Linked DNA regions of Homo sapiens: region 2 is linked to region 1. The links are chromatin loops, found by intact Hi-C in ENCODE. Cell type or tissue: PC-3. All regions are shown on one strand.

Evidence for each region. Hi-C counts contacts between places; a loop is a spot of excess contacts. Peaks named below come from ENCODE experiments on the same cell type or tissue, not always from the same donor. Only the 100,000 strongest peaks of a DNase experiment are listed, where the experiment ranks them.
Region 2: a loop joins it to region 1, with 8 times the contacts of the local background. A loop is called at or near these places in 3 of 110 quality-filtered maps.

The regions. Positions count from the first base shown.
Region 1 is chr21:20,880,183-20,885,182 of GRCh38, reverse strand. No RefSeq gene overlaps it. Among named protein-coding and RNA genes, the nearest start is that of LINC00320, 80 kb to the right of the region's middle. In PC-3, CTCF peaks have their summits at 2,290 and 2,495 (motif pointing right); a DNase peak (open chromatin) is centred at 2,522.
Region 2 is chr21:20,449,037-20,454,036 of GRCh38, reverse strand. No RefSeq gene overlaps it. Among named protein-coding and RNA genes, the nearest start is that of LINC02573, 190 kb to the right of the region's middle. In PC-3, no CTCF peak of the experiment used is centred here; a DNase peak (open chromatin) is centred at 2,786.

The DNA.
Region 1 (5,000 bases):
TAAGTAGGAATGAAAAATAATGCCTAGAGAAATTAAAAATCTCACATAATACCACAAAACTAAATCCACTAGTCTCATTATTTGGCTTGTCCTTGTCATTCCCTTTGTCAATTAATATAAACATGCTTAACAGAGCCTGTAAGATCCACGCTTTCCTTGGTAGGAGGTGGAACTTCCAAGACTGGCATTATTGCAGTGGTAAGCAGCCTCCATTGTTGCCCCCCTCCATTCTCACCTTGTGGTGGTCAGGCCCTGGTTAGGTCCCTTCCATTGTGGAATCAAGCTAAATGGTGTAACCAACATGATACCAGGGAAATTACAGAATATGACTCCAAGGCTAAGTCATACAAGACATTTTGGTATTGCGTTGTTCTATCAGATCACCCTTTGGGGGAACGCTGCTGCTATGATTAAGTCTACTGCAACACTGCAACACTGCAATGGATAGGTCCATATGATGAGAAAGTGAGTACTCCTGCCAACAGGCAGATTAATTTGGTAGTTCTGGGAGTGAGCCCATCATGAAAGCGAATCCTCCAGCCACAGCCAAGCCTTCAAATGACAGCAGCCACAACCAAATCATGACAACCACATGAGAGATTTGGAGCCAGAATTCCTCTGCTAAGCCACTTCAGGATTCCCCAACCACAAAATCTGTGTGAGATAATGAAATGTTTTCTGTTTTAAGATGCTAAGTTTTTGAATAATCTATGTGCAGCTAGGTAACTAATGCAACAGCTAATCATACTGGCACTTTAGCACTAAAATTTTTATATACTCTCTATATTGTTATATTTTATTCTTCATAATAACATTTCTACTTATTCTTCAGATATTTGAGTGAAAATTTTAATTTATAGATGCTAAAGTATCTATACACTCCTCACAATAGATAATTTCCTCAAAAACTGTTAAAAGTCAATAATGTTTTTCTTCAAATTCCTGATATTTATTTCCTCAGAAATAGTTTTGAGAGTCTATCATGTGTTGACAGAGGGATATACGATCCCTTCCTTTTTGTAGACTGCATTCCAGTGTGGAACATAGAAACTATACAATGAAATAAACAAAACTGCAATAGGTGTTACTGAGAATAACAAATTCTTTTACGGTAGGGAAGAGCTTAGGAATGACACGAGCTGACTTATGTTTACTAGAATCCCCAGGGTTGACAAAGCCCATAGGCACAGTGTGGGCAGACAGCACTGCAGACATAACCACCGATGGATGCTGGAGAATTCAACCAATGCGTTTATAATTTCAGCATGGTACCTGATTTTTCATATCAATATTTCCAGTTGAAAATATAGGGCAAGCGATGCCAATTGTTGAATTCAAAGTCATGTGACAATACACTGGTTCTAAGTATGAAGTCTAACTAAGACTGTAAAAGATCTGTGATTTTACTCTATTGTAAACTACCAAGTCAGTCTGCCACAGAAAACACAGACCACGCTGCCATGCTGAATCCGTTCTGCTTTGTTGAATATATAACCTTAGCAGGCTAATATAATACAGATGACTCCTTAGTCAGAAACAAAGACCATTTATCTTATGTTGGTTCTCTGTACATCAGTTCACACAGGGCAACACAATGAGAGCCAGATGTTATGTGTACATTCAGTGGAATACATCACAGGAAAAAAATCCTCAAAATTAGGAAACTCTGATTTTAGGTAGGGCCCCTGATGTCTTGCCGATCCTCCCCTCCAAAGAGAAAAAGAGAGACTGGAATATTCGGTTTAATCTAGAATATAAGCAAATATCTTTGGGGGAGAAGGGAAAGGATTTTCTATGTTTGTTATCCTGAGATGTAAAAAAAATCCTCCAAAAAAATATACTTTACTGTTTTGGAATGTTTCCATATACAATGATTGGCCGTAAATGCTTTTACTCAGAGTACTCAGACTATGTAGGAATGCAAGAAATCCATGGGGAAATGTCTTCCAACACAAGGAGGGGTAGGAAAGTGAATATAAGGCATTTCAGATTTCATAACGAGTTTCAGGCTGTTTTTCAAGAAGCGGAAGTGTCTGCAAACATAGAAGGCAATTCACATTCTGGATGGACAAAATAAATGTAAAATGACTGCTGAAGTTGACCTCTAACACCGGCTGATTCATTGATGTCACAAAGCGAACAGAAACAGACTTTCTTCTCATGTCTCTGTTTTCCATTTAAAAAAATTTTAATGTTAAGCTGTTATAACTATGGTAATAGCAGATGCAGAACTATGTCAAACAAAACAAAATTAAACAACATCAACAGCAGCAGCAACAGTGATAATAATAGTGCATTTTGGAAAATAGAGGAGATACTACAGTTTCCTGTGACTCTATTTTGTGAATAAGAAAACTTTCCTTAGGCGGCTTCCTGTAGAATTTACTTCTGGTTCTACTGGTTAGAATCGCATCAGTTGCCTTTTTCTGAACCAACCTGCCACCAGTGTAAGAGTATGGAATTAATCAAAATTGGCTTAATTAACTAAGATGGATATGGAGATGGCCACCAGAGGGTGCAATGGGAATGGGAACGGACCCAGATTCGAAGGCTCAAGATCCTGAAATACCAAACTAATAGGTTAAGCAGGAACTAAATAATTAAAGGGAAACAAAAAAGTGTGCTAGGTAGAACACAGTGTAGGTGGGCAGGTGTAGGGTTTTTCAGAAACAGAAAAGAGTTAAAATTAAATGGACCATTGATTTCAAGAGTTTAGTTACCAGAAATAAGACCAAAATGGCAAATAGTGTTTAGTCAGCAGGAGCCAAGAGCAAGAATATTTTTTTTTCCTAAGGGCTATATATTTGTATACTACCCTATATAACAATTCCAGTGTTGTTTATTCTATAACTTCATACACAGATCCTGCACTAACATTACTTTCAAAAATTAGAAGGTTTTTCTTAAAATTTATTTATTTTCATTTCTCAGAATGTTAGTCTTCTGTTTCCTTAACTGAGAATTGTTTTACTGTTGCATACTATCTTATAAAAAACTAAAATTCAACATGGGACCAATGTTTATTGGTAATGATGGAATTGCATACATTAGTCATCACGAAAGAGACATGCTGAAATGAATAATGACTTGGTTCTTCAGTGAATTTGCAACCTCATAGTTACAAAAGTCTTTTTTCACTTTTTCATTGTATGTTTGGGGAAGAGGAGAAAAAAAACTGTAGACCATGAACTTTGAGAAAGAAGAAAAGATATAAATATAAAAAAATAGTTTTATGGGTTCTGAATACATTTTTATCTTGAAAAGTTCTGCTTTGCACGTACCTTAGTATGGAGTAGATTCACTCCCAAGGAAGGGAAACGTGATTTGAATTTTTTTGGTTTAAGAAAGGAACATGAATTCACTTGAGGGTTTTCCCTAACATGGCCTGTCTTGCTCATCAGAGTAATATGGAAGTTAAGTATTCAAGAGAGATATTTCAAGTACTAGTGAAAATTGTGCTTTAGAACTGGATCATTTAAAATCCAACTCTAGGAAAATTAGAAGGTAAAATGCACAGCAGACACAGGAACTATAGGGAAAACCATGGTTACAATGTCATCACTTCTTCCTTTTTTCATTTTATATCAGTGATGAGTGTTGAGGACAACTGCAGAGAGAGAGAGAGAGAGAGAGAGCAGAAACAGCTCCCAGGAAGTCATTTTAAGGCATTAGAACAAAATCAAGTTTTAACTACGAAGTATTGAGAAAATTTCACTAACATATTTCTCCAAAACTGAGGTTTTTAAATTCGTACTCAAAATGAGCATCAAACTTCCAATAATAACTAGATTATTAGGTATATATTTGAAAGTGAAAATGAGCAGTTCTATTTCCTTATTTTGTGGTTGTTATTCCTTTGATAACCTCACAATACTATCACCACTTCCATAATTTTCTCTCTTATTATACCTTTACTTCTGAAATGAAACTTCAAAAGTACTAGGTGACAACAGGGTGGTAAGGCATAGCTGGATTTGAAGGTGTAGAGTGCATTCATGGCTAGTAAAGAAAATAATTAATTCTTATTTCCTAACCATTCCTGTCTCACTTTCAATTTCCCAGAAAAATAATGCTGAAAATTGCATTTATGCTTAAGCATTTATAACATATCAACTTCAACTCCTCTTGTCCTAGAAGAAATATGTAAAATGTATATAGCAAGATCCAGCTTCTTCAAATATATGCAAAGTAGAATAATTCATAGATGCATAGAAGAATCACTGACAAAAAGATGTCATAAAAATTCTGAAAGCCTTGGATTTTTATTATCTCTAATTTCCCTCCCTTGAGAAGTTCCATTCAATTACACATTCCTTTATTCTCAGCACATATGTTCTCAATTTGCACCATATCAATTTGCATTTATTGGTAGATTGCTGTTGATAAAATATTTCTTAATGTTGTGTGAATGTACATTTGCATTTCTATCTCCACAACTTGGTTGAAATTGCATGCCGGACAAGCACTTAATTGATTCTCTGTGTTCCTAAGCTACGGTAAGTGCTTAATGAAAGTTTATCGAAAAGAAAAACTTTTGCTTTAAAATTCATCTTTACCACCAAACACAAAAACTATAAAGGAAAAGGTTGACTGATTTAGCCAAACAAATATTTTAACTTTGAGCGTTAAATAATAATCAATAAGCAAAATTAAAAGGTAACTAAAAATTGAGAAAAAAAGAGACACATTTATGACATACAAAGTTTTAATCACTAATGCAAGAGTTTATTTAAATCAATAGTAAATAAAAGCAGTGGAAGATACAAGTGGGTGGGAAATATTATCATGCACTTTGCAATGAAGACTAGAGAGATGATAGATGATAGATTGATAGATGCATAAATACATAGATAGACAAGTATAGTCATATACAGAATATATGGATGCAAATTCTAATCAAAGAAAATATGATTGAACTAAATGTAAAATATGTGTTTATCTCTTAAGTTGGAATCTAATTGAAGAATAATAATGCTAAATATCAGTATATTTGTGGAGGA
Region 2 (5,000 bases), 430 kb after region 1:
CTGGTTAACTAACTGCTGTATCTCCAGGGAACTGTACAGTGCCTAGAACATGGTAAGTGCATTATATGTGATTGAATACATGAATAAATGGGAAAAATTAAGGTGGACAATAGTTACAAATACTCTTCGATAATAGAGGAAGGTGAATTAGAACCGATCTTCAAATTATTTGTGTCTTGGAGTTTCGCAGAAGAGAATGAGTGAGACCACACACGGTGGTAACAACTATGATGTAACTCACAGGAGTAAACATTGGCTCATATGGGACTAAAGTAAATTTGGCTCAGGCCAGCCAGAGAATGGGAGTAGATGTGTTATAGTACCACAAAAACAATCCCTGTCAGCTGCAAGGGGTGCAGTTACCAAGTTGCATGATGGGAATCATGTATCTGCTCTAGGTTAAAAGACCTTATTCCCAGATTCTAATGCATTGCAAAGTCTACCAAAATTCTTTACTCACAAAATCAGCTAAATATTTTGGGTTATTTGTACCCACATTTTGTTGCAAAGCACCCCTTGATGTGTTCCATACATGACAGAGTAAAATAGTGTTTTCAGTATGATATAAATGTAAGAAAAAACAAAGAAATGCACACACAATAATACAACTGGATAATTACACATTCATTTATTTCTCCATCAGATATATTTTGAAGACACAAATATGAGCTAGAAAATGTACATAGTATAAGGAATGGGATACATGTTTTGTAACCACAATTAAATAACTGTAATGTCTTTTGTTCATATGTGACATAGACAGCGAGGCTTGAAGCAAAACAACACTGTCCATTAAAACCACGCCAAAAACAAGATAAAAAAGTGGGAGAAATCATGCATATTACACAAGATCATAGGAGTAAACAACATTGCATATGTTTCTCAAGCAGCAGACATATTTCATAGTCAGCAGATTTGAAGCCAGTGCTGAAGGATGAAAGAAAACAAGGTACAGAAAGATAGGAAGTCATTTCTGAGCGGGGTTAGATTTGCTACTTAACTTGAAATTCATTTCGTGCTTCCACAATTCTTCCCACTTATACCTGATCTGTTACACTTCACTTTACTGCAGAGCTTCTCAGCACATGTCTTTGAACTTCACAAAGTAAAAATTGCCTTACTCAACTTGGAATAATCAGTTCTTAGCACTGTAGTTTTAAAATTTCTTAATTTGGTTTTAATGAACACATGCATTGAGGAAATGCAAATACATTTTAAATAAATTAAAACATTCTGGGGCAAAATATATCTTGTGGTGAATTTGAAAGCCATTTATAACCTTTGAAATATTCACTGTTTTAAGTTACACTCTAACTTGTTCTAACTCTATTTCACATTGAGCAAAATTATACTTTCCTTTATTTCAAGAAAGCCAAGAAATGCATTATAAAGGAACAGGGTAGGATGTTATTGAAGATTTATAATGTGTATTAAAACGTTGGCAACAAATTCCTAAGGTAGTTTTTATTTTCTTCTTGTTAGCGTTAAGAAAACAGTGGCCCTGGGTGTCTCAGTTACTTGCCCAAGGTCACAGAGTAAGTAAATGGCAAGCAATTTCTCCTTTTCTCCAAAGATTCTTCTTTTAATATATCATATTAAGTGGTAGAGAACAGCAGAGGGGGAGAAATGACTTTTTCTAAGCCATGGGAGTATTTTGTGTCAATGTCTATGAAAAATTTTCAGTCATGTATTTCCAACCCAGAGTCATAAGGAATAAAGATAAGCCTCTAAAATAGCACCAAATAGCAGAAGAACATGAAATTTCTTGTGCACAATTCCCAACTCTATCAATCATGAGTTGTGTAGCCTTATGTAGGTCACGTTAACCTCTCTAAGCTACCAAACTCTCATCCATAAAACAGAGATTTAAAAAATCACATTCATAGTGTTGTGATGAAGATTAACTAAAACAATATTTTAGCATGCTTGTTAGCAGCCAGCTCATAAAAACATCCAAGGGCATATTAGGTGCTGCTTTTTTAAACTTTTTGCCTATTTCTCTAACCTCCAAACACATATTAAGTCAATCATTCAGCAAAAGGTAACACAGTAGTTATTATGTTCCAGACGCCATATCTAGATACTTGATCATATTATGATCTACAACAAGACAAGATCTTAGCTTTTATCCTCTAGAAAACAGAAATGGAAGAAAATAAAGAGGCTCATAATTTATTTAGGGGGTGTATTAGGGTTCTCTAGAATGATGGAACTAATAGGATAGATGTAGGTATAAAGATATAAAGAGGAATTTATTAAGGAGGAGTATTAACTCACACAATCACAAGGTGAAGTCCCATAATAGGCCATCTGCAAGCTGAGGAGTAAGGAAGCCAGTCTGAGTCCCAAAGCTGAAGAACCTGGAGTCTGATGTTCGAGCGCAGGAAGCATCCGGCATGGGAGAAAAATGTAAGCTGGGAGGCTAAGCCAGTCTAGTCCTTCCACGTTCTTCTGCCTGCTTTTGTTCTGGCTGTGCTGGCAGCTGATTAGATGGTGCCCACCCAGATTGAGGCTGGGTCTGCCTTTCCCAGTTCACTGACCAAATGTTAATCTCCTTTGGCAACACCCTCACAGGCACACCCAGAATCAATACTTTGCATCCTTCAATCCAATCAAGTCGACCCTCAATATTAACCATCAAAGTGGGTGAGAATTTAGGGCATTGTTGTGACAAACAAAAAGTGAGATAAAGGAAAATGCAAACAATTGTATCGTGAGGCATGAATTTGCTGCCTGCTATTTGACAGATGACCCAGAACTGACTCATTTCTACAGGTGGCTCACAAATGTGCTCTTTGGCCCACAGGGAAAACATCTCTGCTCAGACTGCAAGGTGCACTCAGGCCTCATAGTGGTAAATAGGAGAAAAGTTAGAGAGAAATTATGTGCCAATCTCCTTCCTATCTCCTGCTTCTCATTGGTTACAGTTGACCCCATAGGGAAATACCTTGCCCTCACTGCTGGAATACAATACATAGTGCTTTGGACTCTTTGTGATGTGTTGCTTCAGCCAAATCTATTAATAGGTGAAAAGTCTAAAATTCCATGATATTGCTGGTTGGGCCAGCTCTACAGAAATGGCCAGGAGGAAAGGCCCAGGAGATTTTTTTTATTTTTGAGACAGGATCTCACTTTGTCACACAAGCTGGAGTGCAGTGGCGCGATCTCAGCTCACTGCAGCCCTGACTGCTTGGGCTCAGGCGGTCCTCCCACCAGAGTCCCCAAAGTAGCTGGGACTACAGGCATGCGCCACCAGGCCCTGCTAATTTGTTCTTTTTCTTTTTTTTTTTCTGTAGGGATGGAGTTTCACCATATTGCACAGGCTGGTCTCAAACTCCTGAGCTCAAGTGATCCACCCCCCTCAGCCTCCCTAAGTGCTAGAATTTCAAGGCATGAGCTACAGCACCTGCCGGCCCAGGACTGTGATGGCAAGTGAGTTGTTGGCCGTCAGGCACGGTGGCATATTCCAGGAGGTCAAAGTAAACTATCAAAGCGTTGTGCCACTGGAACCAAGAGAGAAACATGTTTAAAAAAGAAAAAAAACACAGTTAAAAAATGTCCATTGCTGCCAAGACAGTTTTTGCCAGGAAAGCTTCGGTTGGATTGAATAGCATGGACAGCCTAGTTAATATATGAAAGAGCACATTTTTTGGTGGTGGAGTCCAAAAGATAGATTTGAGTGAAAAGGAAGCACAGGCTCTGACTGCCTATCTAACATTCAATGCCAGGCAAAAAATGTAGGAAACTGTATCACACACTGAGGGGCTCCAGGCCCAGAATCAGAAAATAGAGTGCTTTGATGTATGAGAAATATTGAGGCATTCCCCAAGGGACTGAAAATAAACTGACTTTGGTCAAGTAAAAGAATAGTAATGAAGGCCATCAAATGTACAATATGTAGAATAAAATAATAAAATTGAGAGTAGCAGTACTAGAGGTATATGACCAGAATTATTGGTAGAAATTAGAAAGATATAAAAAACTGGAGGTGGGGAAATATAACTGTTTCTCTCTCTCTCTCTCTCTCTCTCTCTCTCTCTCTCTATATATATATATATATATATATATATATACACATATATATATATATACACATATATATGTATATATAAACACAGAGACACACATATATATGTGTATATGTATACATATATATACACACACACACATATATAACAAGTCATGAGAAGATAATTTCCAAGAGGGAGAGTGAGCAGTAGTCAAAACTATAAAAATTAGAGCTAAACTGAGAAATAAAAACATATACAACTAAAATTAAGAATTAAAGGATGAATACTAAAAGTTTCAATATTTGAACTAAGATATTGAGATTCAGGGTGTCTCTTTCCAAGGAGGAGAATGGCAATATATGATTAATAAAGACTATTAACACAAAAGGAGATCAGAAAGAAGAAATAAAAAAGGGAATAAAGAAAATGCAAGAAAAATACAGAGTTCATAGTAAGAGAATGGAGATATATATATATATATATATATCACCTTTGGATATATATACATACACACACTATATATGTATATGTGTAGTAATCTTATGATTACTAAAACATACCTACATATATATAAATTCAGAAGATTACTGCACATATACATATATATGTGTGTGTGTATATCCAAAGAGAGTGTATGTGTGTGTGTGTGTGTGTGTGTGTGTGTGTGTGTGTATATATAAATTCTCTTCCTATGATCTATTTTTCTTGCTTTTTCTTTATTCTCTTTTTTATTTCTTCTTTCTGATCTTCTTTTGTGCTAATGGTCTTCATTAATCATATATTGCCATTCTCCTCCTTAGAAAGGAGGAGAATTCCTTTACACACACACATATATATGTGGAATGGATTATATCTATGCATATATATGTATGTAGGTATGTTTTAGTAATCACAAGAAATATAAATGTATTAATATTTTTGATTGGAGTATAGAAATCATCAGATTGGACTGTAAATAATCTGATACTATTTACAAAAGACTGGCATAAA